Linked DNA regions of Homo sapiens: regions 1 and 2 are each linked to region 3. Evidence: chromatin contacts called from ENCODE Hi-C data. All regions are on one chromosome and are shown on one strand. Each heading gives the region's core, a stretch centred on a gene start or an enhancer-like site at or near the end of the contact. The rest is flanking DNA. Distances are from core to core; before and after follow the strand shown.

What was found. A loop is a pair of places that touch in the nucleus more often than their neighbours do. Pooled maps may share reads with other maps.
Region 1: a loop to region 3 is called in a map of CD4-positive, alpha-beta T cell, with 13 times the contacts of the local background. The contact joins the promoter of IGSF8 here to the promoter of UAP1-DT in region 3. A Hi-C loop is called at or near these places in 2 of 168 maps with a recorded cell type or tissue (CD4-positive, alpha-beta T cell and naive thymus-derived CD4-positive, alpha-beta T cell) and 10 of 50 pooled maps.
Region 2: a map of CD8-positive, alpha-beta T cell shows a loop between it and region 3 (14-fold over the local background). The contact joins the promoter of TAGLN2 here to the promoter of UAP1-DT in region 3. A Hi-C loop is called at or near these places in 2 of 168 maps with a recorded cell type or tissue (CD8-positive, alpha-beta T cell and natural killer cell) and 8 of 50 pooled maps.

The regions. Positions count from the first base shown.
Region 1 is chr1:160,096,593-160,100,499 of GRCh38, forward strand. IGSF8 (immunoglobulin superfamily member 8) reads right to left here and starts at 2,027. Exons shown (of 7, transcript NM_052868.6): 1 at 1,817-2,027. The coding sequence starts at 1,880. RefSeq lists enhancers at 1-159, 160-688, 689-1,215 and a silencer at 1,782-2,611.
Region 2 is chr1:159,922,813-159,927,119 of GRCh38, forward strand. TAGLN2 (transgelin 2) reads right to left here and starts at 2,695. Exons shown (of 5, transcript NM_003564.3): 1 at 2,638-2,695. It overlaps LOC124904437 (a long non-coding RNA gene), which reads left to right and starts at 1,066. Exons shown (of 2, transcript XR_007066683.1): 1 at 1,066-1,139; 2 at 1,667-4,128. IGSF9 (immunoglobulin superfamily member 9) reads right to left here. Exons shown (of 21, transcript NM_001135050.2): 21 at 4,229-4,307. RefSeq lists enhancers at 1-15, 136-315, 716-815, 1,125-2,324, 1,797-2,373 and 1 more and a silencer at 1,656-2,065.
Region 3 is chr1:162,558,731-162,562,741 of GRCh38, forward strand. It overlaps UAP1-DT (UAP1 divergent transcript), which reads right to left and starts at 2,623. Exons shown (of 3, transcript XR_426859.4): 1 at 2,508-2,623; 2 at 1,745-1,922. It overlaps UAP1 (UDP-N-acetylglucosamine pyrophosphorylase 1), which reads left to right and starts at 2,992. Exons shown (of 11, transcript NM_001324116.5): 1 at 2,992-3,047. RefSeq lists a silencer at 2,581-3,480.

The sequences.
Region 1 (3,907 bases), core at 777-3,276, 2.5 Mb before region 3:
TAGCCCCTTCCTTCATCCTCTGGCTGGGTCACAGGGAGAACTCATGGTCTGTTGTTAAGGGCACAGCTGCCAGTCAGGAAGTGGGATTCCAGCACCATCCCCATGCCCAGCTGTGTGGCCTGGGATCCAGTCTCTTTCTGTCCTAGGCCTCAGTTTCCACACTGGAGGAGAACTAAGAGCTCCAGCTCTGACCATGTGTGAGTGCGTATGTGACTCAGGAGAGCCCTGCCCCAGGCCAGGCAAGTTTCATAATCAGAGTGACGGTGGAGACAGCCAAGCTGACACCTTCCCTGACTGCCTCAGGGCAGACTGCTCAGAAGGCCCCCTCCCATTTTCCTGGCTCCACAACTGCTGATGCTTGGAGATGCCCATGGGAAAGTCACCTCCACAGCCTTAGGAAATCAGTTGCCACACAGCTCTCTCTCCCCTCCTCTGTATCAGTCGCAGCAAGGAAAGGGACAGCAAAGAGGCCTGCTTTGGAATCAGATCTGTGTTCAAATCCTAGCCCCAACACTCACTAAATGTGCTCTCTGGGGCAAGTTACTTCATTTTCCTCATTTGTGAAATGAATGTAAGTGCCCACAGGCAGTGGGTGCTCAGACCTCTGCGTGCTCCTTTTTCAAACACAGGCCAGCACTTCCCCACCTCCCTGGGCTCCTCCCTGCTCCATGCTGCCCACTGGGGAAAACACACCAAGTGCTAGGCAACCCAGGCCCCACAGCGCCTTCCTCTCTGTACATCCTCCTGCCACCTGCCCAGGGACCAGGGAGAGGACTCATCCTAACCCTGCAGGGCCCAGGGACCTGCAGCAGGGGAAGGCTTTGCTTGGTGCCACTGTGGAGCTCTGGTCTAGAAACAGGCAGCTGGGGCTACCTTCAGCCTCTGCCTTGACGACAGCAGCTCTGAAGTCACCATCCCCACCCCCACGCTTCACTCTCATTTCAAGGGCTTCAGCCTCATCAACATCTGTACTGGCAGTTTCACTGTCTCCATGCCATACTCTTCCCCAGACCACCTCCTACAGGGAGCCCTCCAGTTCAGGCCAAAAACAATTCCACTGTCATTATCCCCATGCATCCATGCAAGATTGGCCCAGAACACCCCACCATGAACACCCACCACAGCAGGCACAAGGTGCTTGGAGATCCCAGGATCAGTCTCCATGGAACCTGGTTTCTCCTGAGGCAAGGAAGCTGGAACTAAGCGGTGTGAAAACTGATGGGTGGCTGCAGAGCCAAGTGCCATTTGGGAGACAGGAAGAAGGGCAAAGAGGGACCCAACCCAGGGTGGAGATGGGGGTGAGAGAGGGAACTGCCCCCAGTTGATGAAGTGCGTGGAGCGCAACTGGGAGAGACTTACTTCAAAGATCGTGGGCAGAACTGGCCTCTGGGCCTCCAGCCAACTCTGGGGCAATTATGAAGCTGGGCAGGCACTGCCCTCGTAGGGCGGGCACCCAAGGCCAGGCCTGGAGCTGAGTGTGGGGCAGAAAGGAGTCGCAGCATTTGGTGCAGCGACCCCAGTACGTGGGTATGCTAGCTGAGATGTGTGGCCTGCCCCGGGAGGCCGAGCAGTGCCTGGGGCAGCACCTTAGTGGGTCCTCTCTACGCCCCAGTCCCTGGCTTAGAGCTGGGGAGCCTGCACTCTTCCCAAGACTGGCTCGGCGGACAGCCACAAAGCGCAGCTGGACGCCGACCCCGGGGAGGCTGGAGGTACCCCTGACGGAGGAGGATGTGAGGAGCCCCGAAATGCTAGGGGGGTGCTGGATGGCAGGCACCTGCCCGGCAGGGCCGGGAACCGGAACGGGGGCCTGGCTTACCTAGCATTAGCAGCAGCAGCAGCGGCAGCGAAGGCGGCAGCAGCGTGGGCCTGAGGGCGCCCATCCTGCGCGGCCAGCTCTGGGGAGGCTCCGGGGGATGGCGCGGGTTCTGGGGGGCCGGAAGGGTGGGGGGCGCATGCCCAGGTTGAGGGCAGGAAGCGGGGCAGCGAGGCGTGGGTGCGCCGAGCGAGCTGAACTGGAGCTGCCGAATCCCCTCCCTCCGCCCCTCCCGCTGCTTTCCCTCCAGCCCTCGGCAGTTCTGAAACCATTCTCGCCCCGGCCCGCCCCGGCACCGCCCCTTCCACCGCCCCGTCTAGGCCCGCCCCGCCCCGGACCCAGCCTTGGCCCTGCCTGCCCCACCCCCGCCAGACTCCGGCCTTTGCTCCGCACCTGGCCCCGGCCCCGCCCCGCCCCTCGAAACTCACCTTTGAGTCGCATCGAGTCCCAGCCCCGCCCCGGCCCCGCCCCTCCCCGCCCCGCCCCGCCAAGACTCCAGCCCTGGATCCGCCCCGGGCCTCGGCCCAGCCCCAGTTCCGGCCCCTCCCCCGCCCCGCCCCACCAGGACTACAGTCGGACTCCAATCCTGGCTCCTCCCCGGGCCCCGGCCCCGCCCCAGTCCCAAGCCGCACCCCTTCCCCGTCCCCGCAGGGCTAACGTCAGCCTCCAATCCTGGCTCCGCCCTGGACCCCGGCCTCGCCCCGCCCCTGGCCCTGGCTCCGCCCGAGGCCCCCGCAGGAGTGAGCTAACTGCACCTCTGCGCATCGAAATTCCCACCCACCCTCGCACAGAGCGCATTCCACCCCGCACCTGCCAGCCTTTCCTGGAGAGTTGGGTGCAGGGTCCCTGGGATTGGCGAGGTGACTGTGACCACGCATTTAGAATTCAGTTATTTGCTCTGAGCCATAGTCCTCGCTGCAAACCCTGCTGAAGTAGGGGTTGGCGGAAGCCAGGAGTTCCTGAATGCGAAGGGTTTGAGCTGAAGGGCGCTTCCAGGATCCAGAAGGTCACTGGAGACCTGTTTTTCACCCCCTCAGAGGGCAAAACCAAAAGAAAAATGGATTAGGAGAGGGGGCCGTCCATGTGACGTCATTTCTGGGTTGGGTGATCCTAGCCCAGTTGTTTAACCTCCTTCAACTTCAGTTTTCTCCTCTGCAAATTGAATTGAGGTTGATCACATCACCCAAAGGGTTATTGTGATGATAGGTAATGTACATAAAGTGTTTGGCACAGGAAACTAACACAAAATGGGAGATAAGGATTATTTTGTTTTAGGTTTTGAATTATTATTTGAACTGCTTCCTAAGAGGCTTAGTTTAGACCTGGCATTTAGGTGAAGGAGTCTCTATGTTCAGTGACAGTGGGAAGAGATGAACATTGCTCTGTTCTAGGAAGAGTGGGGCTTGCCCTGGAGGTGGGAGAATGGAGGAGGCACCCTTCCCAGGTGCTCTGTCTCTTCCTGAACTGTAAAGATGGGAAGTGGGCAGGGGCAGGAAGGATGAGACCAGAATGGGGAGAAGAGATGGCCAGGTTTGCAAAGCCAAGGCTGTCAGAGTGGCTGTCAGTGGGAGGTGACCCCAGAGCCCATTTACCACCCTCTACCCTCCAACATCCTCCCTCTCCCCTCTCATCCCCCTTCCCTCCCACTCACTCACCCCCCTTTACAGAAGAGGAAACTGAGGCCCAGAGAGGGTAAGTGGCACAGGCCAGACCAGACCTTCCTTGACATGGTATTCCTCAAGCGTGGCACAGTGCCTGACTCTGAGAAGATGCTCACGGGGTTGCCAGTAGAAGCCACATTGAGGAACCCTGGAGAAACCAGAGAAACTGAGGCCTTGAAGGGAGATCAGAGGTCCAGCCCTCACTTCCCAGGACTGCCAGCACTGGCCCATGAACAGGGCAATAAGGTGCCTGTTTATTCCCACTTTGAAATATCCAGAAGGTTGCTCCAGAACCTCATCATCTAAATCCATCCACAGGCATATCGAGCTATGTGAAAACTGAAACTCATAGGGGAAGCTTTTGGAAGAATACGTCTCTCCCTTTATAATGGATTTAATTATCGAGTGGATTTAATGCCTTCATGATGCTTGA
Region 2 (4,307 bases), core at 1,445-3,944, 2.6 Mb before region 3:
CCCAAGGCAGGACAAACTTGGCCTCCCAGACCCACCACTGGGTGGAAAGTGGATGCTGAGGAACCCCCTCCACCGCCCAACGCTGGGGCCTGGACACAGCTGGCAGGGTCACGGCCTCCAGCTGCAGTGTATCTGCTCCACTCTGGGGCCATTGCCCTCAAGCTCTGAGGTGCCAGAGCCATAGGGCGGGGTCCTGAGAAGGGGCAGTTCCAACCAGGCCAGGCCTGGTCAGCAGCTGTTTCTCTTCCCCACCCCCACGGGCAGGCAGAAGCTGATGGGCTGCGGCTGCTGGAGCTGGGAAGGCCCACCCTAGGGACACCCAGGGGACCTGCCCCTGCCTTCCCTCAAACATAAAGAAAACAGTAAGCAAGTTGCCTACCAGGGTGAGAAGAGATATGCCCAGCTGGAAGACAGGTGTGGGGGACCCCCAGAGCTGGGGACCCCAAAGGAAGGTGACAGCTGAACAACCTGGGGGATGGACTGGCAGGGAGCAACCTAAACCCTAGCGCTACTGCAGCTGTGAGAACAACCCTCACCCTCACCCTGGAGTTACAATAGGCGGGAAACGGGGAGGGGCCACGCAAGGCACTCGGCCCCACCCAGACCCTGGGCTGGAAGCTTACCTCACCAAAGCCAAAGCCAAAGAAAAGGCGGACATGGGTGGGGGCAGGGAGGACTTCAGGGTTCTTGGCTAGGGTGTTTAATTGGGAAGACAAAGGGACTCTCCATCCACCGTGCAGATGGAACACAGGAGAACTTCCCAACTCAGATTTGGGACAGGGAGTGTTCTCAAAGAGCAGCACAGTGAGGGCACCAGCCCACAGAGCGAGGTGCCACAGCCAGCAGCAAGGATGGGGGGCGGCCCACAATTAAGGGAACCACCGTAGGGCAGCCCCTCACCACCGAGAGTCAGGAGCAGAAGAGAAAGCTGAGGCTACACAAACAGGAAGCTCCAAAGCTTGCGTGGGAGGAGGGGATGAGGTGGGGGCCGTTGCCATGGCTTCTGTGTACCAAACAGTGTTGGAGGCTGGGTGGGGGCTCCGGGCAGAAACACCCTGTCAACACAGACGTTGTGGTGAGCAGGCTGTGAGCACGGGAGCAGAAGTGGGATCGTCTCAGCAGTGCTCGGGTGTAGCCAGGTGCAAGAGATTATTCCAGGAGACAGCTATAGTGGGGATGGACAGCGTGTGGGGGAAGATAGGAAATGACCCGTGTTGGGGTGAAGAAGAGGACTCAGGAAGTAGTTGTTCAGGAGAAGAAATCCCCTGGGAAGGGAAAGTGTTCTGAGCTAGAGAACCCACAGCTGAAAATTCTGGAGGGAGAAGGGATGGAATGAAGAAAGGATTAGGGGCCAATCCCGGGGTGGGGGACAGGGGCAGAGGCCTTGGGGTGAGGGAGGGAGTTGCGGTTGGACAAAACCTATTTGTTGGTTCTGGAATGGTAGGGCCCTACTGGGCCCGCCCTGCCTTGGCCTCCTCTGCAGTTGTAGGTCTGCCCCTTGTAGTGGGGAGGAGAAACTGGGAGGGGGCTAGAGATAGAGAGCCATTGCTGTCTGGTGCTTTGAAGTCAATGAGAACACTGGGGGAGCCCCGTCCCAGCCGCAGGTCTTCTACATCGAATCCCACACTCCATCCCCACTCTCACCCCGTTTCTCTCTGCCCCACAGATACCAACTGCTCACAGATCTCCCAGGACACCGGCTTCAGGTAGCCCCAGGAGGCACAGGGCGCGGGGGGAGGCGGCAGTCCACCTCCGGTCCTGCAGGTCCGGCCTCCCAGCCGCCGCCCCCCACCCCCACGACCACACCCTGGGCCGTTACAACAGATGAGTCACCCACCGCCCTCCCGCCGCTGGGGTGACGCAGTGGTCTGGGCAGCCCGCCCGTCCGCCCGCGGCCACCACCGGCTTTCCCAGCAGCAGGGGGCACCCGGTGGGGGCAGCGGCGCTCGGGCAGGGTAAAAGCAGCCACCACCACCCCCACAACCTCACACAGGGCACCCCGGGGCGCAGTCAGGGCTGCAGCACCCAGACCCCCGAGGTCAGGGGACCGTCATAGAGATGACTGGAGCTTCACAGAAGGTCACCGTGCGACCCATGCAGAGCCCCCTAGCCCCAGCCCGTGACCTCAAGTCCCCAGAATAGCAAGCTAGCAGGAACAGGAATGAAAAGGGCGGCCTCGGGGACTCAGAGGGCACGCAGTGCTCACACGTGCTCCTGGAACCAGGAAGTGAAGGGTCGCGCGGGAAAGCCCAGGAGCACGAGCTGGCCCAGGGCCGGCGCCACGACCCGGGGTCACTCGGGGCCAGCCAGCTAAAGTCCGACGCCCTTTTTTCCCCTCGCCCCAGTGAGGACTCAGCGATGGAGCCCGCGGGTGGGGCTCAGTCCCTGAGTCCCTGCTCCAGACGGACGCCCTGTCTATGCATGGGCTAACCTCGCCTGACCTCATCGTCCAACAATGTCGGGTCAGGGCTTGGGGACAGGACCTGACAGCACGGGGCGGGGTAAAGTAGTCACCGGACCCTTGCCTGGTACCAGCCCTTGATCCCCGAGCTCGCTGGAGCAAGTTCAAAGCGCTGGCTTCTTGCTTTCTACACAGCACGCACATGTCCCCGACCCCCGTACCCCCGACCTGCTCACCGTTCAAGCGGGCTGGAGAGCGGCGCACTGACTCAAGGCAAGGGCTGCAGCTGCAAGTGGTGCGCCCTGCCCAGCCGGGGATTTTCAGGAGGGTCCCGCCTCAGACGGGGCGGACCCGGGGCGGGGCAAGGGCCAAGAAGGTTTAAAGGCGCCGCAGCGCAGAAGGAGGGAGGACTGCTTGAGACAGAGGGACAGTAGACCAGAGCAAGGGTTAAAGGTTCGGGGAGTCTGAATCTACAAAGGCGGCTGCAGTGGTCTCCACCCGTGAGTACCTCAGCCTCCACCGAGAGCCCGTAGACTTGTGCCCCAGTAGGAAACTTTCTGCCTAGAAAGTTAGCTAAACACTGTGGGCGTGTTTATGTAGGAAGAAGCCTCCTAGTTTAGAGGCTGGCAAGGTAAAAGGAGGCACAGGAAGGCCTTCCCCCGACCCCAACTGACTAGTGTGTGACAGGACTGGGACTTGCAGGCCGGGACAGCACCCCCACGTGATCTTGCTCACCTCTTACTTCAAGCCTGGGCAGGGACTAACAGTGAGGTCACTCTGCCCAGGGCCCTAGGGGTGTTTTCGGTGTTGGGACCCAGGGCTCAGACCTGTCTTCTCCCTGCCTTTCATCTCCTTTTCTATGACCTGGTATCTCTTCCTAAATCCTGGAGGGATCAGAGGGGGAGACCTCAGCGCGAGGAGGCTGGCTGGGGTTCTTTTGTCTCTGAGGGTGGAGGACAGCACAGTTCAGGGGTGGAGAAAGAGCCCCCCATCCTTTCAGGCTTCAGTTGAATAGAGTCCCCCGGGGTGGAGTTCTGCACACATGATAGAGTCCTCCCTTGAACCTGAGATTCCAGGATGTCAATATCCAGTCCTGTCCAACCTTTCTATTATTCTCTGTTCCCTCCCCGAGTCCTACACAGCCCTATATTCCAGTCCCACTGATTGTCAAGCATTCTCACTCTTCTGTGCCTTTACAAAGGCTATTCCTCTGCCTAGGACAGTTTCCCTTCCTTGACTGGCTCCCCACCTGCTCTACCCTTTACCTGCTGTGTGACTGTTGTGCATTCTATGCTTGAGTTCCCTGGTCTATAGAACAGAGCTAATAGTACTACCTAATTCATAGAATTGTAGAGAACTAAACAGTCCACCTATAGGGCTTAGAGCAGTGCCTGGCACATAGTGAATACTATTATTACCACCATCTATCTGTGAGGGTCCTGAGGACTCCCCCCCAATATGTGGCATTTGTCCCAGCACACGATATTAGCGTTCACTAAAGGTGGCCTTGAATGCAACATCTTCCTTTGTGCTACAATAACCAACACATAGCTTTATCACGGAACTTATCATACGGTAACTATTTCTTTGTCCGCCTCACTGACTAGAAAGAACTCCTCAAGGGCAAAGGCGTGCTTCCAGAGCTTTGTATTTTCTCAGTATCTACTTCAGTGGCTGGCCTTTAGTAGCTGGCCTCCGTAAGCACTCAATAAATGTTCTTGAATGAATGCTGAATGCACCTCCATTTATTCAAGAAGATTCTCCTCTTCTTTAAGGGTCCAGGGATTTTCCTGGCACTCTCTCAAAGACAGATAACACACAGAAACATCTTTCAAACTTTGTTTATTCACCTGTAAAAAACTTCACACACACACACACACACACAGAGAGAGAGAGAGAGAGAGAG
Region 3 (4,011 bases), core at 1,373-3,872:
ACTTGCTACCTTACTGATATGGTTTGTCTCTGTGTCCCCACCCAAATCTCACCTTGAATTGTAATAATCTTCATGTGTCAAGGGCCAGACCAGGTGGAGATAATTGAATCACTGGCGTGGTTTCTGCCATAGTGTTCTCGTGATAGTGAGTTCTCATTAGATCTGTTTTTTTTTTTTTTTTTTTGAGACAGTCTCGCTCTGTCATCCAGGCTGGAGTGCAGTGGTGAAATCTAGGCTCACTGCAACCTCCGCCTCCCAGGTTTAAGCGATTCTCCTGCCTCAACCTCCTAAGTAGCTGGGACTACAGGTGCGTGCCACCACACCCAGCTAATTTTTGTATTTTTAATAGAGACAGGGTTTCACTATGTTGGCCAGGCTGATCTCAAACTCTTGACCTCGTGATTTGCCCGCCTCAGCCTCCAAAGTGCTGGGATTACAGGCGTGAGCCACCGCGCCTGGCAGATATGATGGTTTTGTAAGGGGCTTCCCCCTTTGCTCAGCACTCATTCTCTCTCCTGCTGCCCTGTGAAGAGGTGCCTTCCACCAGGATAGTAAGTTGCCTGAGGCCTCTGCAGCCATGCAGAACTGTGAGTCAATTAAACCTCTTTTCTTTATAAATTACCCAGTCTTGGGTATCTCTTGATAGCAGTGTGAAAACGGACTAATACACTAACCAAAATTTTTCTGTGGTTTGTTAGTCTTATTGTTGACTCTCAAGGGCTTTCCAGGTATTCTCTCTTGTCATTTGCAAGTCGAAGTAGTTTTATGACTTTTTAAAATTCTTAAAAAATAATTTTTTAATTCTTATATATTTTTTCTAATTTATAAGCCTCTTAGGATTTCTGTTGTCTAACTTCATTAGCTGATACCTTTGGTGTAATGTCAAAAAATCATAGGTAGTGTGAACATCGTTGCCTTGTTTTCTTCAATCAGCTCTTAAAAGACCATGTATATAAAAAGTATTTCGAAGGACAGAAATAACTCTAGTGTTAGACATTTCTGGACATTTAGCTGGCAAGATGAGATTATGGCCCCTCTTATGCCTAGTAACCAGAATAACAAACAAATGAAACTTCAGCAAAAAAGGGTAAAAGTACAAATGTGATTTTATAGTAGTTCATTAAAAACATTGAGCTGGACCTCAGTTCTATCTTTTTTCTTTAAAGGATTGCTAACTAATAATTTTGCTCTTTACTCAGTCATTCATCTATGACTTATAGAATGCCTATAATATTCCAGACATTATCTTAGGTTCTTTCTCATTTTTTACTATACCCATGTGAAATAGGTATTAGCTTCATTTCATAAAAGGACATTGGAGTTTGGAGTGGTTAAATGACTTACCCAAAGTCACACAGTTAGTAAGCGTAGACTGATTTTGAATCTGGGTCTCCTAGTTTGAATTAATAAGTGCTCAATAATAAATAATAACTAAAGGTTATTTAGTGTTTACTGTTTTACATACTTCATTTATATCGATTGGTTTAATACAACCACCAAATGGCATTTTCATCTTTATTGTCTGTTTTTTATAGATGAGAAAACTGATAGCACAAGTAGCTTGCCAAAGATCACAAGCAATAAAGCTGAAATTGTCTTCAGATCCCATGATTAAGAAACCAATCACTACACTATAAACCAATCACTACACTATTCTTCTTTCAAAGAAACGAAGGAAGTTCTAGGATCATGAGAGATGGAGAGTATTCAATCTCCTGAATGTAAATCTACCAGCATTACTTACCAAGTTTAAGTTTTTCTGTTGTTACTTGAGGCAGTGGGTGATTATGCAATTGGTAAAGGGAATGAAAAGGCCTTTGCACCCAAGAAAGTAGAAGAAAGGCGCCTGAATCTCTTTATGATAGGTGGTATGTTAAATCTAGGTATTTTCGTATTTCAACATATTCCACTTCTTGCAAAAGCTGCAAAATGCAACACAACTTTAAATGTAAACATAGCTTCCAAGGGCACAGTGCTGAACATATAATAACCTGTGTGTGCACACCCACACTAGGTTATGTAACAGGACTGTAAACACTGGTCCTGGAATGGCCTGGGAGGTCATCTAGGTCCTCCACCATCTTTCTGCAGAGTACTGAGGCCTAGCGACGTTAAGTCTGCAAACTCACAAAGATGACCCCGGGCTTATACTACCTTAGGTTACCTACTACCTTTGCTTGCATTTCCTCTCTCCTTTCCTGTCTGTTTGTGCAAAAGAAAAAAGGCCTGGCTTCGCCTTCTTGGGAGCCAAAACACAACCAAACAGAGAGCGAGTTTGGAGCCCGGCCAGGCATCTTGTGAACTGCACACAAAATAACTAGCCCAAGGTCAGAGAGCGCGCCAGGCCCGCCCTGAAAGTTTCTCCGCAGGAAAATCCACCGCCCTTTCCCAACCACCCGCGTGGGTGGCTCGGAAATCCGCCACCCTGGGGACACAGCTCCCTGCCCATCTCTGTGGCCCGCTTGTGCCCCGTGCCGCTGGGCCGACTAAGAGCCTCGGGCTCGCACCTCCCAGTACAACCTAGGGACGTCAGGGGTCCTGGGACCCACGAGCCGCTCTCTGCCGGCCGGCTCCTGGCCCCTCCTAGCAGACCCAACCGACATCCTTCACCCTCAGTTAGTGCGCAGGAGGGACCGGGACGCCAGCCGACTGCGCTCCAGAACTATTCCCATTGGGCCAGAGAATGAGTGACGCACTAGGCCCCGCCCCGGCCCGGTGGGTTACTCCTTTCATGCCCGGCCCCCATCCCTAGCCCCGCCCCGGCGCCCCGGGCCGCGGCCGCCTCCGCGTCCGCGTCGTCGTCTGTGCTCCCGGCGCTGACGTGTCTGGGCGGTCGGCTTCCACTCCTTCAGGCGTCGGCAGCCACTAGTCGTGGCGAGAGGGGCGGGGTGGCCGGGGCTGGCGCTCCACTTGGCCCCCGCTCCCGGCCCGCCCCGCCGCCGCGGCCCCCCGGATGAGGGTATATATTCGGAGCGAGCGCGGGACGCCGATGAGTGGCCGCGCGGAAGGAGCTGGAGACGGTCGTAGCTGCGGTCGCGCCGAGAAAGGTGAGGGGCTCCCAGCCCAGCGAGGAGACGGCGGGGCTCGGGACCCGGGCGGGCGGAGGGCCTGGCCCCACCGCACACACGGCCACGCGCTCAGACGTGGACACGCGTCGCACGAACGTGCACAGCGCGGGCAGCCGAGCACACGCCGAGGAGCCTCCCGCTCGCCCGCAGACACACACCCCAGCCCGTGCGCCCCGCAGTCGCACCCCATCCTCCGCCACCCCGCGAGAGGGTGTGTGGGCTGGGCAGCCGGGTGGATGGCGGGGCCAGGGATGGAATGAGCGCGCCCCAGATGGACTGGGGGCGTTGTGGGAGGAGGTCTGGGCCAGTGTCTGAGTCCGAGGGGGTCGTGTAGGCGTGTGGGGTTGGGAGTGGGGCCTCTCCCGGGTGGGCAGTAGAGACCTCGAGGCTCTCAGGCTAGGGCCTTGTGGACAGTTATACCAAGTGTGGGGGCCTGTAGTGGGACAGGAGATCGTTGGCACTGTCAGGTGGAAGCGAGTTGGTGTGTCTTGAATATATGAGGAAAAGATTTGAGAGGTCTGACAAAGACAGGGGATACATTTGGAGGACAGGACAGTGGGACAAAACCTGTTTGCTTGCCACTTTTTTCTTTCTTTTTTTTGGTTTGGTTTGCCATGATACTGGTAGTGAGAGAGAATTGAAATTTCTGGGTTTCCCCTCTCTTGGCCAAGCAGAAGGATGGTATTGGAGGGCTGAGCACACGTATGCTGAACATATGGCTGCTTGAACTTTGGCCTGTCGCTGTGCTACACTTACTTCTACATGGTTTATGAAATCTGAAATCAGGTAATAGGATTATGATCATATGTGTGTGTCATTTGGTATTGCAAAAGTTTAAGGACTTTTAGGTGAAATTCACTGGGTGTGGATCCAAGAGTTCGCCGGAAACTCAAGGCAGTTGTCTATTCCTTCACGGTTAGTCAGTTGGCTCACTTAGCTGGAG